2 separate regions of the Homo sapiens genome follow, and region 2 is linked to region 1. A link is an interaction called in ENCODE POLR2A ChIA-PET data of the cell type or tissue named here. Cell type or tissue: PC-9. All regions are shown on one strand. Each heading gives the region's core, and the rest is flanking DNA. Links, peaks and the distances in the headings are about the cores only.

The links. ChIA-PET counts read pairs that join two places held together with the same protein. Peaks named below come from ENCODE experiments on the same cell type or tissue, not always from the same donor. Only the 100,000 strongest peaks of a DNase experiment are listed, where the experiment ranks them.
Region 2: POLR2A ChIA-PET joins it to region 1 with 6 read pairs; 2 of 35 experiments call an interaction of 5 or more read pairs at or near these places.

What each region holds. Positions count from the first base shown.
Region 1 is chr9:110,194,215-110,199,614 of GRCh38, forward strand. It overlaps C9orf152 (chromosome 9 open reading frame 152), which reads right to left. Exons shown (of 2, transcript NM_001012993.3): 2 at 5,347-5,400. Among named protein-coding and RNA genes, the nearest start is that of C9orf152, 11 kb to the right of the region's middle. In PC-9, for the core only: no CTCF peak of the experiment used is centred there; no DNase peak of the experiment used is centred there.
Region 2 is chr9:110,440,911-110,446,310 of GRCh38, forward strand. It overlaps SVEP1 (sushi, von Willebrand factor type A, EGF and pentraxin domain containing 1), which reads right to left. Exons shown (of 48, transcript NM_153366.4): 26 at 4,927-5,128; 27 at 2,635-2,810. Among named protein-coding and RNA genes, the nearest start is that of TXNDC8, 110 kb to the left of the region's middle. In PC-9, for the core only: no CTCF peak of the experiment used is centred there; a DNase peak (open chromatin) is centred at 2,841.

The sequences.
Region 1 (5,400 bases), core at 818-4,817:
TTAAGGATATGCCCAGAAGGAAAAATACGGAATCACAGACACAGTCCGTGTGGTCTGTGCCTTTCTCCAAAGATGACTTCCAGGACTTCACTATTTAAAGGGGAAAAGCTGCTGGAGGGGAAAAAGGGAGGGTCTGGAAATCCACAAGTTGCAAGGGAAAAGGAGAAGGTAGGGGAATAGTCAATTATGGATTTGTTTTGCAATCAGTAACTCAGTGTTTACATAAGATAAGGCGAAAGTGGAGTAGCTGCCTGTGGAGATATTTAACCTTTTATCTGTGCTATCTGTTTAGGAACAAAAGGAAAGGCAGTTTCATTGTATGACTCAGCTTTTAGCCGTTTTTTTGTTTGTTTGTTTTTTTTTTTTTTTTGAGAAGAGTCTGGCTCTGTCGCCCAGGCTGGAGTGCAGTGGCGCAATCTCAGCTCACTGCAGGCCATTCTCCTGCCTCAGCCTCCCTAGTAGCTGGGACTACAGGCGCCCGCCACCACGCCCGGCTAATTTTTTGTATTTTTATTAGAGACGGGGTTTCACCGTGTTAGCCAGGATGGTCTCGATCTCCTTACCTCGTGATCCGCCCATCTCGGCCTCCCAAAGTGCTGGGATTACAGGTGTGAGCCACGGCGCCCGGCCGAGGTCCTGAGTTTTCATTTCCTTTCACAGCATTAAGTAGTGGCCATGACCCAACCCCTCTCTGAGGCAGTTTCTCCCACCACCATGGGGACATGTCCTGGATGGGTGTGACACTCCGAGGGAATTTGACTCTAGCTCCCCAAAGAGGTAAGGAGCTGGACTTCTTAGTTCCCTTCTCTCTACTCATCCCCTCCAACCTCCCCCTTGGCCGCTGTGGTTAATCTCCCTCCACACACACATGCACACACAGGTACTAATGAAGTCCTAGTTTGTGAGTGAGCAGGGACCTTGGAATAAGTCCTTTCCTAAGGTAGGGTCTTAAGTTGCTATCCCCCTAGGAGCCTGAGTGCCTAGAGGGAGGGCGAGGAGACAGCCACAGGCAAGTTGCAATATTTTCTCTACATATTCTGCCTGGAATCAAGATGCTCAGGAAACGGCCGGGCGCGGTGGCTCACGCCTGTAATCCTGGCACTTTGGGAGGCCAAGGTGGGCGGATCAGGAGGCCAGGAATTCAAGACCAGCCTGGCCAACATGGTGAAACCCCATCTCTACTAATAACACAAAAATTAGCCAGGCGTGGTGGCACATGCATATAGTCCCAGCTACTCAGGAGGCTGAGGCAGGAGAATTGCTTAAACCAGGGAGGTGGAGGTTGCAGTGGGCCAGGATGGCGCCACTGAGGGAAAAAAAAAAAGACTCAGGAAAGAAGTTCTGGACTTAGAAAGTGGCTGGAGTTTTGTCTTGTATTTTTTTGTATTTTTAGTTGGGATGGAGTTATAACCATGTTGGCCAGGCTGCTCAAACTCCTGACCTCAGGTGATCCACCCAGCTCGGCCTCCCAGAGTGCTGGGATTACAGGCGTGAGCCACCGCACCAGGCCAGGATTCTGGTTTCTATGACCCACCTTAGAAAAGAGGCATTCTAGTTTCTATGGCTAGCCCTGGGGGAGAATGGCACTGAGAGACAGGAGGGCAGGAGAAGGTCAGAGAAAAGTTTTTGCTTCTGAGGCCTTCTCTTGGGGGCACTGTTTTCTGAGCCACAATAGGGACATTCAGTGTTTGTATGGAGCTCATTCCCTCTTCTCCTCTCCATGGAATTAAACACCTGACTAAGGCCGGATGCTATGGCTCTCGTCTGTAATCCCAGCTCTTTAAGAGGCTGAGACAGGTGGATCACTTGAGCTAAGGAATTCGAGACCAGCCTGGGCAACATATTAAGACCCTGTCTCTACAAAAAATACAAACGTGGCTGGGCGCGGTGGCTCACGCCTGTAATCTCAACACTTTGGGAGGCCGAGGCGAGCAGATCACGAGGTCAGGAGATCAACACCATCCTGGCTAACATGATGAAACCTCGTATTTACTAAAAATACAAAAAATTAGCCGGGCGTGGTGGTGGGCGCCTGTAGTCCCAGCAACTTCAGAGGCTGAGGCAGGAGAATGGCATGAACCTGGGAGGTGGAGCTTGCAGTGAGCCGAGATTGCGCCACTGAACTCCAGCCTGGGCAACAGAACGAGACTCTGTCTCAAAAAAAAAAAAAAATACAAACATTAGCTGGCTGTGGTGGTATGCATGGATAGTTCCAGCTACTCAGGAGGCTGAGGTGGGAGGATCGCTTGAGCCTGGGAGGTTGAGGCTGCAGTGAGTTGTGATCGCACCACTGCACTCCAGCCTGGGTAACAGAATGAAACCCTGTCTCAAAAAAAAAAAAAAAAAAAAAAGAAAAAGAAAAAGAAAAGAAAGAAAACACCACATACACACATGCCCTACTTGACTAGTTCTTCTCAAAGCCAAAGGGGAAAGAGGGAGGGCAAAGAACCTTTCTTCTTTTTTTTTTTTTTTTTTGAGACAGAGTCTTGCTCTGTCGCCCAGGCTGGAGTGCAGTGGCAGGATCTTGACTCACCACAACCTCCGCCTCCCGGGTTCAACTGATTCTCCTCGACTCAGCCTCCTAAGTAGCTGGGATTACAGGCGTGAGCCACCAAGCCCGGCTAATTTTTGTATTTTCGGTAGGGATGGGGTTTCATCATGTTGGTCAGGCTGGTCTGGAACTCCTAACCTCGGGTGATCCACCTGCCTTGGCCCCCCAAAGTGCTGGGATTACAGGCGTGAGCCACTGCACCCAGCAGAACCTTTCTTTTAAAGATGGTAGTGTCGGCCAGGAGAGGTGGCTTATGCCTGTAATCCCAGCACTTTGGGAGGCCAAGGCAGGTGGATCACCTGAGGTCAGGAGTTCGAGACCAGCCTGACCAACATGGCGAAACCCCGTCTCCACTGAAAATATAAAAATTAGCTGGGCATGGTGGCATGCACCTGTAATCCCAGTCACTCGGGTGGCTGAGGCAGGAGAATCGCTTGAACCCAGGAGTCGGAGGTTGTAGTGAGCCGCGATAGTTCCATTGCACTCCAGCCTGGGGAACAAGAGCAAAACTCCGCCTCAAAAATAAACAAACAAATAAATAAATAAATAAAGTAGTGTCTGCAAGAAGGAGGACTGACACATTATCCCCCCACTAGATGATTGCTCAGCAGAAAGGGGAGACTTCAGTGGAAACAAGACAGTATAGAATGGCCAGAAAGAGAAGGTGCAGGGATGATCACCTCACATAGGTGCAGAAAATGCCTCCTGCCTATGTGTCTACAGGCCGAGCTGGGCTAGCAGAGGTAGATGAACTTGGGGCAAAGGGTAAAAAGAATGGGCTCCTGATGCAATGGGGTGGAGGCAGCTTGACCAGGCATAGCCATCTTCCCAAGAGACCCTCAAACACGCTAGCGGGATGCTTGGGATGAGTCCCTCCTCAGCAGGAGCCCACTGGGGCCACCACCTGTCCATACCAAGCCTATAGATGACAAGCCAGGCCAGCGTAAATGGCCAAGGCGAGAGACCAAAACTACACCATAGCCAGTCACATAAAGAGCTATCTGTGCTTCCTCTCCATCCTTCCTACCCCGTTGTCAAAAATCTGTGTAAACACAGACAGAAGGGTGCGGGAATGAGCCTCTCCCTCCAGCCTTAAAGGCATCAATCAAGGCTGTGCTGGGAGGAGGTGGAGCCTGGTAGACTCTGACTTGACTATGAGATGAACTTTAACATTTGAACAGTTCCAAGCTTTAACAACTGAAATGAATGGCTTTAATGTCAGGAAGTGACTGAAAAGTTAGGGAATCTGACTGAGATAGTGTGAGGGCAGCCTGTCCCCTAGTGGGGAAGAGGCTGTTCGATCCAGCTGAATTGGTTCTTGGAAAAGAACTTTTCTGTTCCTAGCTTAGGGAAAACGTCTCTCCTCTGCGTCCCTCACCACCCCAGGGAAGATTATCGCCTTCAGTTAAACTGGGAAATCTGTGGCTCTGAGATTTGGCTCTGAAATCTCTGGCTTTAATTCACCCAACAAAGGTCACACCTCTACCAATGGCAGTGCCCAGACTAGAGCCTGATCCGTCCTCCTCTGCCAGGGGAGACTGAGGCATGGTGTGTGCCAGGCAGCCACATGGGGAGTCCACACTGGGAAGTGGAAGCCTGGGGAACCCTAGGTAAAGGTGGCCTGCCTGATGCAGGATTTACAATGTGAGCTGGTTTTTCTCTATCTTAGGAAGAGAAGAGGAAAACTTTCTGCTAATGTTATCGGTGGAGGCCATCCAGGCTCTTGGCATTTTGAACAAAGACTTGGCCAACCAGCTGGCCGTGTGGCCTAATGGATAAGGCGTCTGACTTCGGATCAAAAGATTGCAGGTTTGAGTTCTGCCACGGTCGTGGAGGGGTTATATTTTGTTGGGTGCGGTGGCTTATGCCTGTAATCCCAGCATCTTGGGAGGCCGAGGAAAGCGGATCACCTGAGGTCGGGAGTTTGAGGCCAGCCTGGCCAACATGGAGAAACCCCATCTCTACTAAAAATACAAAATTAGCCGGGCGTGGTGGCGCATGCCTGTAATCCCAGCTACTCGGTAGGCTCAGGCAGGAGAATCACTTGAACCTGGGAGGCAGAGGTTGCGGTGAGCTGAGATCACACTGTTACACTCCAGCCTGGGCAACAAGAGCAAAACTCTGTCTCAAAAAAAAAAAAAAAAAAAAAAAAAGGGCCGGGTGTGGTGGCTCACACCTGTAATCCCAGCACTTTGGGAGGCCAAGGCAGGCAACATGGTGAAACCCTGTCTCTACAAAAAAACCACAAAAATTAGCCAGGCATGATGGTGCACACCTGTAACCCCAGCTACCGGGGAGGCTGAGGTGGGAGAATCGCTTAAAGCTGGGTGGTGGAGGTTGCAGTGAGCTGAGATTGTGCCACTGTACTCCAGCCTGAGAGGCAGAGCAAGACTCCATCTCAAAAAAAAAAAAAAAAAAAGATGTAATTATTGGCTGGGTGTGGTGGCTCACACCTGTAATCCCAGCACTTTGGGAGGCCAAGGCAGGCAGATCACCCGAGGTCAGGAGTCCGAGACCAGCCTGGCCAACATGGTGAAACCCCGTTTCTACTAAAAATACAAAAAATTAACTGGGGTAGTGGTACACGCCCATAATCCCAGCTACTTGGGAGGCTGAGGCAAGAGAATGGCTTGAACCTGGGAGGCAGAGGTTGCAGTGAGCCGGGATTGCACCACTGCACTCCAGCCTGGGTAACAGAGCAAGACTCCATCTCCAAAAACAGGAAACAAAAGCAAACCTATAGAAAGATACGTTACTTGTGGGACACTTCTTTAAAAACAAAAGCAAAGGACAAATTTTTTTGAGAAAATTTCCTTTTTTATTAGAATATTTAAAAAACAACTGAATTG
Region 2 (5,400 bases), core at 894-4,893, 250 kb after region 1:
AAGGGCACAGCCATAAATTAAAAGAGTTAGGCCATAGGAATGCAATTTGAGAGACTCATTTTAACTCGTCCGGAATTCTCTGTTTCTTCATTTCTAAAATAGTAGCATAACTACTCTATTAAACTCACATGATCATTGTGACAAAAATATTGTGTAAATTTTGTAAAAATATTTGGGTAATTAGGCATAAATGGTATTACAAGGAAGTTTTGGTTTTGGCACTGGCTTCCTGTTCAAGCATATTTTACAAAGAAGCAAAGGATGATAGACCACGTTTTAAATTTATCAAGAGTGATTTCATCAAAATTATCTTATTAGATATTGCCCTAGTATTATGAAATAATTATATGATTTTCAAAAGCAGCCTCTATATTAATCTCCCAATACTCCCATCTTACAACAACCTAATGTTTCTAGTTTGTCTGTGTTTCTCTTTCCTTCCCCTCCAAATTAATCTCCCCAATCCATTTCTTTATAAATCACCCTTGCTCCCTAAATTCATTAAACATCCTGAGCCTCCTTCTCTGCCCTCTCCTCATAACAAAATTCATGTGTCCTTGACTCTACAGCTCTGTCCTTTGGGTCTTCCATTTCTGGAACCTCAACACTCAGATGTTGCCTTACTGGCTGGATTGGCGCTTGGCAAATGCTCAGTGTGTGGATACACATCCAGGGATCTGTCTGTATGTTTCATTCCTCTCTTCAGTGATTCTGGGGTTTAAGGAAGAGTGGCTTTCTCTTTTATTTTTCATTTGTCCCAAGTTTCCCTCCCAGGAGAAGCATAATAAATGCTTCTTAGAGTTCAGATATTAACTCTCAGTGCTGTCCCTGCACTGGGGAGTCCTTTTGTCCTCTGGTTGGAAACCTCTTTGTTGTTTAGGAATTTTCACATACACCCTATTACTTCTTTCTGCTCGTGACAGAACCACCTAAGCTACCCTTCCTGCCATCTCCCCCATCCATCTTAAAATGCTTCAGTAACTCCCTATTGATTTTAGGGTGAAAACCTCAATCCTTAACCTACACCACATGGCTTTACGTGATTTGGCCATGTCCGCCCTCTCTACCTGCATGCCTTGCCTTCCCTCTTTCAGCCTGCATTTCAGATACATCAATCTTTTTCTAGCGCTTTCAACAAGGCCCAGGCTCCTTCACTAAATTAGTGCCTGATCACCCTGGAGAGTTAGGGACATATCCACAAGCCTCGATGGACTCCCCATTCTACATCAGCTCCTTGGGTACAGGCTTTCATAGAATGATGTTCCTTTCCACCATAGTGCTTGCCTCAGTGTGAAATTACACAGCATTTAGTGTGATTATGTGATGAACACCTCACTCTCTGACCACAATAAAAGCATCTGGAGAGCAGGGACCACACGACTTTTGCCCACCATTGGGTTTCCAGTGCCTTGCATAGGTGCCTGGCTTTCCTAGTGAGTGCTTAGGACGTATTCTTTACATTCACAAGTAGATCAATTTTGGTTTGATCCGCATGGATCTTCGTAGTATTAAAGTGAAACAATACATGGACAATAATTTCTTTCTTTTTTCTTTTTTTTTTTTTTTTTGAGACAGAGCCTCTCTCCATTGCCCAGGCTGGAGTGCAGTGGCATGATCTCGGCTCACGGCAATCTTCGCCTCCTGGGTTCAAGCGATTCTCCTGCCTCAGCCTCCTGAGTAGCTGGAATTACAGGCATCTACCACCATGCCTGGCTAATTTTTCTGTGCGTTTTTAGTAGAGATAGGGCTTCACCATATTGTCCAGGGCGGTCTCCAACTCCTGACCTCGTGATCCACCCTCCTCAGCCTTCCAAAGTGCTGGGATTACAGGCGTGAGCCACCGTACCTGGCCAATAATTTCTAATAAATAAAATAAGTATTGTATTTGAGGCTTCGCAAGGGTCATCTCACCGCATTTTTATGAAGTTTAGTATTTTTGTGCTATATTTATTAGTATACGTATCCTAGTTTCATACAACTTACTTCTAGAATGTATTAGTCAGTTTCTAATACTTTAATTCATTTTTGTCTATTTAATTTTCTTTTAGTATACCTGAAACAAATGAGCAAAGTAAAAAATAATGTCATATGCATATACTTCTATAGATGTATCCAGATAGAACAAGCTTATTGCCATGTACAATGCTGAGAACCTGGGTCACCTAATGAAATTTAGTTTGCAATTCTTCAAACTAAAACTCCTGGGATATTTATTAAAAAGTATTTTTTAGAAGACAAGCCAAGATCTATTTGAAAAGGGCCATAAAAGATGGATAGCAGTGGTCCTGCTTATATACTGATTACAAAACAAAACAATCCTTAAAATAAACAAAAAATACCAGTAATTAATCTCCTTAGAAGACAGTTTAGCAACCAGCTGCTAATTCAGCATGCTTCTTGGTAGTCTTAATGTAGATCTTCAAAGGCATTTCTCACACAGAGAGGCAAACAGCTTACTTAGGAAAAAAGCTTCTAATAACCCACAGTTAGGATAATCAGGGAGTAGGAAATAAGAGAGATAGCTGTTAATCTTTGTTTGAAACCAAGAACAACAATGCTAGCAAACCTGATGTCCATTTAAGCAGCATCACCTCTAGAGTCCAACAGAATTATACTCATTTTGTTAAAACATACCAGGTATGGGCAAACCAACAGAGAGGCCAGCACCACCGTCAGATAATTTCCCATCGATATAGACTTTCCAGATGCCATTGGCACTTGTCCAAGTGATTGCAATATGATGCCATCTGCCATCATTCACCGAGGGACAGTTTGTTATCTTTTCCCTGCCATTCACATAAAGAACCCAGCTGTAGAGAGAAAGATTCCAGGGAATGTAGTCATTAGCCATATGTTGCAATCCTTACTGTGGGGCATGCTACAATTTTTCTTCTTTTTCTTTTTTTGTGGGTAAAGTACTTTGTGTAAATCCATTACTCTTTTTTTTTCTCCATTTGGTCACATTTTGTAGAAGCAGATTTGATTTACTAATTATACTTTATTGTAGCTCACTGAAAATTGGTTTGTGTTTCTTAAACACTGAGGGGTAGGAAAAAGTCTTAGGATGAGCCAAGAGAAGTTGCTCCAATTTGAGAGAATTTACCAACTGGCTGTTTTGGAGAGAATGAGTCAAGAATGGAAAGGGTGAGAATTGTGTAAATGTCAAACTGACATCCTTCTTCCAGAATGTAAGTTTCTTAAGACCAAGAACAAATTTCAGATGTTTCATAGATACTTCATCAAACAAACAATTAGTCTGTTTGATGGTTGCTGCTATGGTTTGAATATTTGTATGCTCTCAGAATTTATATATTGAAATGTAATCACCAATGTGATTAGGAGGTGGAGTCTTTGGGAAGTGATTAGGTCATGAAGGCTCTGAAGAGACCACTTGCACCTTCGCCATGTGAAGACAGAGTAAGAAGGTGCCATCGTGGACAGGAAAGTAGGGCCTCCCCAGACACTAACTATGCTGGCACCTTGATCTTGAAGCCTCCAGAACTGTGAGAAATATATTTCTGTTCTTTACAAGCCACCAAGTCTATGCTATTTATTATAGCAGCCTGAATGGACTAAGACAGTTGCTCATGTAGTCATATGTCAGACAAAGTATGCTGATCCAAAGAAAAGAATAATTGAAACAACAAGGATGGCCAGCCAGAAGATATTTCCAATAACTGTGTCATTCAGGGAAATGACAAAGCTAATAAGCAGTTTAAAGTAAAAAGTCTTCAAAATCAAATGGAGAAAAAGAAACGATTAGAGAAAGTTGATAATGAAGATAAAAATTCATTGACCACTTCTCCCAGCATCTTATCAGATCCTGTTTACAGAGGTTTATGAAAAAATAATATTTTTGCAATATTAATGGTTTCCTTTCTGCATTTTTCCAGTTTCTCTCCTTATTCAAGGAGGCGACAGATTCTCTCTTTATATATATTTTGTCTCAAAGGAGGGTTTTTGCAAACTTCTTGGATTTTTGTTTTTGACAGATCAAGTACATTAAGAAGAATAGTATTTGAGGATGGGAGACTTCTACCAGAATAGTGAGATTCCCTTGGATTGGGGATAGAAAAAAAAGCTCAGTGGGTTTTGAACACCAACAACCTGCTCATAAGTAGGCCAACGATTTCAGTGGATCTGAGAGGAAAAGGCCATGTGGTGCACCACAGAATCTAACCACACGGAAGTTATGAACCTGAAGTTTTGCCAAGGATTTCACATGTTTAAAAAAGCAGTGGTTTTAAAGGGACCACAAACGCTGGGTCAGTGGACAGCTCAGTGATAAATAATGTGGACAGTTGGCCAACGATGGAAGTCCTGCTCAAGTCCGTGGCTCTTTGGCAAGACTCTGGGTACAACTAAGGTTGGCTCTCCTGACAACCCATGGCGATGGGGCCCTGGAGTTGGAATTAGTGGATTCTAAAAAAAATATGCACACTGAGTTTGTATACTGATTTGTATGCAATACACTTGTCTCCCAAGGTCAATGATGTCACTGAAATCCCTTAACTTTTAGAGATCCTATTATATAAAAGAAAGAGCATCAGTATTTGAGTCAGAGTTTGAGACTTAGCCCTGCTACTCCCAAGGTGTGAGATCTGGGGCAAGTCATTTAGACTTTCTGAAACTTTATTCTACTGTCTATAAAATGGGCACAGCTCCTCAGGTCATTGTGACTATCAGATGAAGTAATACATATGAAAAGACTTAGTAAACAGCAAAACACAATACATGTTTGAGGTATTATCACTAAAAATTTACGTTCTTAAAGAACTTGTTCAGATGCTCCATTTGATTATTGACACCCTGCTGTTTTCTGGGAACACCTGACCCTCTACTTTCCCATTTCCCATCCTCAATGTCAGTTCTAATTCGGTTCCAAGATAAGATCTTAAGCATAGCCTTCCCGACACTTCTGCTTACCCGTTATAATCAGTCAGGAGCAAGGTATTGTCGCTGCCGTTATCAACTGCATAGGAGATTGGTGTTCCATAGTTCATGTCGTCAGAGGATTTCATCCAGAAGGTACAGGTTAGAGCATGGAGAGATGGGAGCATGCCATCTAGCATGACATATCCATAGATGCCAGAAACTTCAAAATCCAGGTTAAAGCCTGTAGACTGTTCTGCAATGAATAAGAAAAGTGTGCAGACTGTGGCACTTGAAAGACATTTCCAATTGTCAGAGGAAGCAGTGCTATTGTCAAAGAAGCTCATTTCAGTGAATATGATTATCTAAGAAGCAGTTTCAAAATTAAATACATATTATTTACAAAATACATAGTGCATTCTTTTAAATAAAATAACCAGTGAGTATATAAGATAGGAAAAGCATTCAATAGTGAAAGGAAGCAGAGAAACAGGAAGTAGTTGGAAGGAGAGGTGAAACTGAAATGCT